Linked DNA regions of Homo sapiens: region 1 is linked to region 2. A link is a loop called in an ENCODE intact Hi-C map of the cell type or tissue named here. Cell type or tissue: GM12878. All regions are shown on one strand. Links, peaks and the distances in the headings refer to the core of each region. The heading gives the core; the rest is flanking DNA. Region 1 overlaps KIF16B (kinesin family member 16B). Region 2 overlaps MACROD2 (mono-ADP ribosylhydrolase 2).

Region 1 (4,394 bases), core at 176-4,175, 1.2 Mb before region 2:
CCTCTGGGCACTCCTCCAGCTCTCTCCTGTTCACTCCACTTCAGTTTTGCATAAACTTGCCATCCCAGTCATCTTGGAGAGCTGTCACTCACACAGTCACCACTTGTCGCAGATGCCCATCGGTACCTTCTGAGGTCCTCGGGGTATTCCATTGCCGTGGTCTGGAGCCATCCCAGCTGTGGTGAGTCTTTTGGGTTCTGCTTGCTTCATTTCCTTTCTCTCTTCCTTGTTGAGTTTGACTACTCATTCTGCTGCTCTGCTTCCTCCCCCTTTTATCTCTTTGTAGCTGTTACCTCTAAGCCATAGCTGTTTCTCTTCAGCCAGGTCAAAGTTCTTCCTGCCAAGTAAGAGAGTAATAACCATAATTATAGTAGAAAACGCCAGGCATATTTTGAATTATTTAGAGTTCTTTCTTCATCTTAGAAAACTTTTCAGCAAACATTCCCTGTAACCTAAACAAAGACCTAAAACTTACTCTGTTGGCAAATCCTCACTTACCCAGAATGTTTATGACTATCTTGGTTTAGCAATAAACCCCCTTAAATAACATGATTTCTGAACGTCTTTATTAAGAGACTTTAGATGATACTTGCTGGTTTAGGAAGTGCAGAGTCATAGTGGATGTGATTTAGTACATCTTTGATTCAGGTCAGGAGTCATCATCTAAACATCTTAAAGAGGTCTTTTACTCTATGCCGATTTCAATGCAAACCTTGTTTGTTGTTTGAGTCTTAAGGTGTCTTAACACTGTTCTCCTCAGAGTACTGTGGCACTGTGTGGCTTAAATAACTAAAGCAAGGTTTAGAGAGATCTTAGAGATCATCATCTTCATAGAACATAGAATGTTAGAACAAGGAGCCCAGGAAGGAATCCAGGCTAAACTCCTCACTGTCTTCCCCACCTTTTTTTTTTTTTAAGGAGAGAAAAAAAAAAAACCCACAAGGAAATTGAAGGCAAGAGAAATTAAATAACTTGGTCTCAGAATTTTTTAGGTAGACCCAGGGCTAGATTCTGTTTTCTCATTTCTAATCCAGTGCTCTTTAATTATGCCTTATTTACCTTTAAAAACGGTATCCAGGCCCGGCGCAGTGGCTCACGCCTGTAATCCCAGCACTTTGGGAGGCTGAGGCGGGCGGATTATGAGGTCAGGAGATCGAGACCATCCTAGCCAACATGGTGAAACCCCATCTCTACTAAAAATACATGGTGTGGTGGCACGCGCCTGTAGTCCCAGCTACTCGGGAGGCTGAGGCAGGAGGATCACTTGAACCTGGGAGGCGGAGGTTGCAGTCAGCCGAGATTGAGCCACTGCATTCCAGCCTGGCGACAGAGCGAGACTCTGTCTCAAAAAAAGTAAATAAATAAAAAAGATATTCAAACACCTTTGTTGTCATAACCGGAATGATACTTCACTTTGGTGAGGGGAATATGGCTATCCTGCATCTTTTAGAATCTAATTTTAAGATGTAAAATTTGGAGACAAGATTTAGCCCATGATATACCTAAATCAGAAACCATTCTATAATGGGCTCATTTGCATTTAAATTGTTCTCCTTTAGAGATTTTGCGAGTTGATTTTGAATAAAGGGCTTGTATTTATTATTATATTAAGCCAGATTGCTTTTTGTTAAATTTAACAAGATGTCTTTTAATGTCTGCAAAATCCTCTGACATTCCAGTCTGCTGTTAGTAAGTAAAGATATGTTTGCATTTAAAACAAAACTATTGGAGAACAAAATGATTTCTTCACTTTAACAAAACAAATGTGTCTTTTCAATGGGTTAATCTTATGAGATATTTTAAATATTGGAGTATAATACAATTGACAATTGGCAATCCCAATTATGGGAAAAGCTGTTTACCTTAAGAGCTATATATATATTCCTGTTTTATAATATGCATTTAAATACAATAGTAATGGGAATAAATGTTGTTCTACAGACTGCGTTTTAGTTTCTTAACACTAGATGTCACTGTAGATAGGAAAACACGCTCTGCCTGTTTGTATTTGTTGCAGGGCCCTTGGTAGTGGAGTTGTCTGAAGACGTGACAGATACCACTGTCAATACCATGGAATTGGGCCTGGTTGCTGATAATTACTGGATGCAGAATCTGTGTGAGAGATAAATTGTGCAGAATTTAGTATAAGTAATCATTCAGCTGGAATGTCTTCTTGTAGCTAGTTTGAGAATTGCTGCAGAAAGATGAAAATGCATCTTCACATTTCTGGAGTTCTTTTAAATAATTTTTCTAATCTTGCTTCAAGAGCAGAGTACCAGGGTAATATCTTACAGCTAAAAGGTTTTTGAAAATTGGGTCTTAGGTAGTCATTTTGATTAGCTTGCTATTAGAAAGCTTTTTGTGTCATTTACTTGTATTTGCCACTTAAAAGACTTTTCTTGTAATATCATTTCTTCTTTTACCTCTCATTTTCCTCATCTTCAACTGTGGAAGTTCTTAAGAGAATTAAAATGTACAATTCCTTGTACAATTATTTCTGTCATCCTTCGTTGTACATTTGGTAACGTCCACTCTAGCCAAGTAACCTCTGCGTTGGTTCCCGGCTGATCTGTGGAGCCAAGAATCTTCATAGATATTCAGATCGAATTTCTCCCAGCTCCTTCCTTGTTTACACAGAAACAGAAAGAATGTACTGTCACAGTTAGTGGTTGAGAAGTGGTGGAGAATATCAGTTAAGGACATGAACTCTGGAACCAAATTCTATGTAATCCAGTGCTGGCTCTGCTGGTTGCTGGCTGTATGACCTTGGGTGACTTAACCTCCCTGCACTTCAGCTTCCTGATGGGTAAAATGGGGATAATAGTACCTAACTCATCGGGTTGTTATGAGAATAAAATGAGTTCTTTGTGAAAGCTTTGAAAGCAGTGCCTGGCACACTAAATACTCTTATGTCAGTGCTTGTTAAATAACTTTAGGTTCAGGCACTCTATGGGAACTTTTACAAATGCTAAATTCTTTGAAGAATATTCAGTTCGAGATGAAGAAAAATATTTCTGAAACTTAAGAGTAATGTTTTTCTCTTGTGAAAGAACTGGAGACAAACTATGATGGTCATTATTGTCACTTCATTCATTCATTTAACTTTTATCGAACACTTGCTTGGTGAGAGGTGTTGTGTGAAAATGAATAAGACTCTTTTTGTCTGGTAGAGAAACCAAACATAAACAGATAATGAAATAAATTGTTGCAGGTGCTAATTAATAAGAGTTAACTGGATCAGGGAGTGCATTTGGCTGCAAGAGCAACCTGAGAAAACATATCCTAAGGCAGTTAGAAGTTGTCTCTGTTTTTCCCTCACCAAAAACTACAGAACTAGGCTGACTGCTGGTGGCCTGGGTTTAGTGGTACATAGTTGCCAGAGCTGAGGTCTATGTAATTCTCTTGGTCTCTCCCTTATGGTTTTGAGACATTTTTGTGACCACATCATCACATCTAAAATTTGTCAGGAAAAATGGGGAAGGGCAAAGGAGTATATGTTAGTTGAGTTTACTCCTCTTTTAAGCCCCGCTCAGCAACTTCTATTTATATTTCATAGCAGACCTATGCCACATGATGCTTCTTGCTTGCAAGGAAGGCTAGGAAGTTGTTTCTTCAGCTGAGTATATTGCTGTCCTCAATAAAACTAACTTTCTGTTCATAAGGAAGGAAGGGAAAGCAGGAGGCTATCCTGAGCATAAGCGCTTGCTATGTGCCAAGCACTGCCCTAAGCACTTCACATGTTTATGTACATTGGAATTGCATAAAAATCCTGCAATGTACAAATTCGTTATTCTATGTTAGGAAACAGAGGCTGGAGCGGGTAAGAAACTTGACACAGCTAGTAAGTGCCAAGGCCTGCTGAAGGCCAGTGTTAGGATTGGTGGGGTCACAAAGGGGGGCGTGGTCAACAGGTTAGATATTTTGGAAGGTGACAGCAAGGATGTCAGGAGGGGTTCAGAGAGAGTTGACCCGGAGGGTAGCCATGGAAACACATAGATGTTAAGAGTCCTGCATTGGGCAAGAAGGACTTTCTGATGGCCTGAGTTCAGAAAACTCTATTACCTGAGGAGGTGGAGCTTTTGGGAACACTGAGTGAGCTTGGAGCAGCAGGGAGGGAGGAAGGAGATGCCAAGGCTGGAAAAAGAGCGTGGATTAGATCATGTCAGAGCTTAATTTCCCCATTAAAGTTCTTACTGCTTCATTATTGCTTCGGGAAAAATACTCAGAGCTCATTTACATTCTGGACATTTATTCTGAAGACATTTTTCCAGTTTAGTTTCATTATCTGAGCCATCAGTATTTCTTTTGAAGTGTCTAAGTACTGTATTGAAATTTCTTATTCGTTTCTCTCATTTCACATTGAATTAATGACACAGAATGAATTCAAAATGGAT
Region 2 (4,394 bases), core at 154-4,153:
CCATTAGAAATTTACCTCTTGGGGCCTTAAAAGTTTAAGTCTTCTAGAGTCTTGTCATAAATGCAAATTCTCCTAAATGAGACCAGAGCTTAAGGTGTTATTATCCTACAGGGGGCCTAATAGGTGCCAAATAAATATTGAATTAATTAATTAATTAAAGAGGTAAATGGAAGCCTCATTAGTGATGCAGAGAGTGAAATGTGAAGAGAGAAAGAGTTTCAGGGACACTAAGTGAAAACAAAAAATATTGAGAAGGCAGGTGCACAGAAAATATGAATTGTCTTCTTCAGAAATCCCTTTAGGAGCTACCTGCCCAAGATGACAAGGTCACATAAAGGTCCTCAGTAATTATAATGACAGCTGCTCCAGAAAATTCTAAAAGACAGGAAGGTGGCCCCTAAGCATATAATCAAATCTCCACCAGGGACAATTTGCAGAAGAGATGATAATCTTTTCACTGACTATTCACTGCTGACTATCATCTTACTCAAGAATTCCCCTAATGGCAAAGCAGTATTTATCAGTAGTTAGCCATTTTCCTTCAAAATGTATTTAGTTTCTATTTTTCAGTTAGGGACAAGACATAATCAGCTGCAAGGGAGCCATAGCGAGATGGTGGGTCAGCAAGGTGAAGGGACAGCTAAGGAATGGGTGGACTGAAGGCCAAGAGAGGATGATACAAGGTCAAGTACTAAGGGAAAACCTTGCTCAAGTTCGGGAAGAGAAACCTCATCCAAGCCACGTTGGGCAGGCCAGCCTGGCCATGCATGCTTAACCATATCATCTGCATGAGGAAGGGTCATGGGAAGCCTCTCTCTGGAGGGTTACAATATTGAACATCTTTTAACCAGAATTCCATGTGTGTCCCACAGAGAATTGTGAAGGCAGTGATTTATAATCCAATGAAATCATTTAACAATATATAATAAGCTCTCATCTGAACCACATGTTCAGTCAACAGGATTTGAAATGAATGTTGCTGAAAATTGTGCCAGCTATTCAGAAGATGCTGTGGCTCTGAAGTGTTAAGGGAGCTAATTCAGATGGCATTCCTCTTTTGAGAAGACAAATTGCAGAAAGAGAAAAGTTATCAACTTTTTCATGGTTGGCTGCTTCATATTCCCCAAAGTCTGGGGAGAAGACTGTTTTTTTTCCCGTGGGGAGTTCATGGGTGGAGACTGCAGCCATGACTCTGAAGGAAGGAAGGTCAATCATGCATTTATTTGTTCATTAGTTAACTCATTTATTTATTCATAACTCTTGAAAGAGTCCATGATTCTCATAGTCTGATCTCTGTACTCACACAAATAAACACAGTTCAAAGCCAGTAAGGAAAAAGGGAAGGGAATTTCAATTTATTTATTTATGTATTTTGAGATGAGTCTCGCTCTGTCACCCAGGCTGGAGTGCAGTGGCGCAATCTCAGCCCACTGCAACCTCTGCCTTTCGGGTTCAAGCAATCCTCTGCCTCAGCCTCCTGAGTAGCTAGGATTACAGGCGCCCACGACCACACCTGGCTAATTTTTAAAATATTTTTAGTAGAGACAGGGTTTCACCATCTTGGCCAGGCTGGGTCTTGAACTCCTGACCTCATGATCCACCCACCTCGGCCTCCCAAAGTTCTGGGATTACAGGCGTGAGCCACTGCGCTGGCCCTCAATCTATTTTTAAATAAAACTTTAATCTGAAAGAATTCCAATTCAGAAATGATGCTTCTTGGGTATCAACAAGATCATAAGTCTCAACAGTCAACTTCTTTTCCATTTCTTTTTTTCTCTGCTACAATTTCTGAAATCCTGCACTAATCTTGAACACCTGTTCTCAAACCAAGCAAATCAACTCAAAAGAAACTAAAACTCTCCCCTCTCTCTTGTCAAACCTCAGCTTCTTCCTCTCTTTCTCTTCCTCTCTCCTCTCTTGAATATATATTATTCTGATTTCACTCACTAACTTTTCACACTCATCTGCCACCTACTGATGTTGTTAGGACTTTCTCCTCAGTTCAGCTAAAAACTGGGTTCTTGTCACATGACCAGGAAAGATTAGGTTCGTGGACACACAGAAGGGTGAGAAAAACAGAATTTATTGGGCCAAACAAAACAAAACAAACAAACAAACAAAACTCTCAGCAAAGCGAGAAAGATTCCTGTTCACAGGCCCCCATCTCACTGATTGAATCCCAGGTCCACCCAGGAACCGGAGAGGCCAGGCTCCTCCCCACCTCCGCAACTGGCAGGAACTTCCCAAGGCCCCGTCCCATCCTCCCAGTGCTCAGGTCAGTCGGAAGTTCTCTGGGGAGCCATTTTTACTTGGCTGTCTCAGTGAGACAGTTTTCTACCTAGTTTTCAAATCTGAGCAAGAAAAGCCTAGAAATCTGTTGAGGGGAGATGAGGAGAGTGACAGGATAGTGGTCTCTACCTGGGGGTTGAGTCAGAGGCTGGGGCATGCTTAGTGAATGTCTGACGCCATCCCATGTTTATTCAATATCTTGGACAAAGGTTTTGGGCTCCTATTTTGTGCCAGCTTGCATGCCAGACTCTGGGGAGACAAAGGTTTTGAGCTCCTATCTTGTGCCAGTGTGCATGCCAGGCTCTGGGGACACAAAGGTAGACAAGGCACTGTCCCTATCCTCCAGAAATTGAGCAGTCTGGTGCAGAAGGCAGAGAAGCAAAGAACAAATTATAATGGCCTGTGAGAAACACCCTTCCAGATTTGAGCAGAGACCTCTGGGGGACCCTTCCCTGGGGGTAGGGAGGTAAGCGCTGGTGAGACTTGGGAAAGTCTTCTGGAGAGAGGTGACCTCTGAAGCAAAGTTATTAGGGGTTGGCCAAGTTGGAGTGGGGATGCAGAGGAGAGGGGGATGGAATGACTGCTTTGCAGGTAGATTTTTAAGGGATCGTGAAGGACGTAGAGGTTTTTCACTGCAGGCCTTGCATGCTCTTGTCCTTAGAGCTGGTCCTTCCTGCCCATCCCCTCTTGCACATGGCTTTAGCCCCTAGTTGTTTCTCTCCACTCCTACTAATAAAATCCACATTATTTGCACAATGGCTGCTAAGCCACAAGAACAATTCCTCTAAATGCCTTCTCATGCCCCCCGCGCCCCTGCCCTCTAGAATACAGGCTTGTGCGAAGGGCGTCTGGATGAATGTCTTGCATAGAAACGGAAGCAGAGTACCCTATTTAGGTAACCATGAGTAGTTCTGTGTGGCTAAACCCAAAAGTAGAGGATGGGGACAAAAGTGGTAGAGACAGGGTCACTGAGGTAACCAAGAGACATACAATTCATGGGAGGTCTTGAAAGCCATCTTTAGGATTTGGACTTTGTCCTGGGAGTGATGGGGATTCACTGAAGTGTGTTAAGCAAGAGAGTGGCATGGAATTGAGATTTGGAACATTTGTGGTTCAGAGAATGGTTTAGAGAGAAAGAAAAGTGGAAGCAAGAAGAACTTTTAGGAGATAACTGCAGCTGACCAGGTAAGAGAAGAGCTGCTGAGGATCCTGATTATACCTACTTAGAAGGAGTCACATCCTTTCTCCTTTAACTGTGTAATTCTTTGCCTGGCTACACTTTAGAGTGATTTTGTATCATTGGCACAATGAAGGTCACATCGTTGGTAGTCAACACAAGTTCATTGTCTTGAATTGAACTATTTTAGAAGCAACCAAGACCCAGGCTTATCTTAGTGACGGATAGTGCAGGAAGGTGCTGTCCTCAAAATCTGAAGAAAACTTGTATCTTTTCACTTCCCATTGCTCTGATTTAAAAAACTAATAATAATTATAGCTGCAAAACTTTTCACATGAACATGTAGTACTGTGTTTACTAAAGTTTGCAATTGTGGCTTATGAATCTTTAAGTTTATTAAGAGACATTTCTAAAAAAAAAGTGATCCACATTCTCCAATTCTGCCACCATCTGGGCAATCAATGTAAATATTTACAAGCAAAGTCTTAATGTAAAGATTGGGGTTTTGAAGTATTTTGAAACCCGATCATATTGCCTGTCAGAATTGCCTGTGGTTTCCCTTCATTGTGTTTTCTAACAAAGCCTTTGAACATGCATGTAACACACTGAGGGAATGTTAGCAGATGCTAAAACATTTTGTTAGCTGATTTATTAAGCTATTGAGGGTCATTCTTTGAAAAATGAGGAGAGAAATGCAGACACAACAGAAGTTAGAGAAATCAGAAATCAACCTTTGGAACAATGATAGCTGGTAACTTTTTTTTTCTTTTGGTTAACATAGCAACCTAATTCAAAACAGAGCAATATCTGTGTGCATGGTTATAGCCTTTTATTTTCTTTTCAGTAAGAGAAGGTTCAGGGAAAATGTGAAAATAAGAAAAAAGAAGAAAGAAAAAGAAGTGCAAGTGCAGTTGGCATATTTACAGAA

Evidence for each region. Peaks named below come from ENCODE experiments on the same cell type or tissue, not always from the same donor. Only the 100,000 strongest peaks of a DNase experiment are listed, where the experiment ranks them.
Region 1: a loop joins it to region 2, with 8 times the contacts of the local background. A loop is called at or near these places in 2 of 110 quality-filtered maps.

What each region holds. Positions count from the first base shown.
Region 1 is chr20:16,473,730-16,478,123 of GRCh38, reverse strand. The region is part of intron 12 of KIF16B (kinesin family member 16B); the gene reads left to right. Among named protein-coding and RNA genes, the nearest start is that of KIF16B, 98 kb to the left of the region's middle. RefSeq lists a silencer at 1,935-2,170. In GM12878, for the core only: a CTCF peak has its summit at 1,966 (motif pointing right); a DNase peak (open chromatin) is centred at 2,003.
Region 2 is chr20:15,265,632-15,270,025 of GRCh38, reverse strand. All of the region lies in intron 6 of MACROD2 (mono-ADP ribosylhydrolase 2), which reads right to left. Among named protein-coding and RNA genes, the nearest start is that of MACROD2-AS1, 340 kb to the right of the region's middle. In GM12878, for the core only: no CTCF peak of the experiment used is centred there; a DNase peak (open chromatin) is centred at 1,908.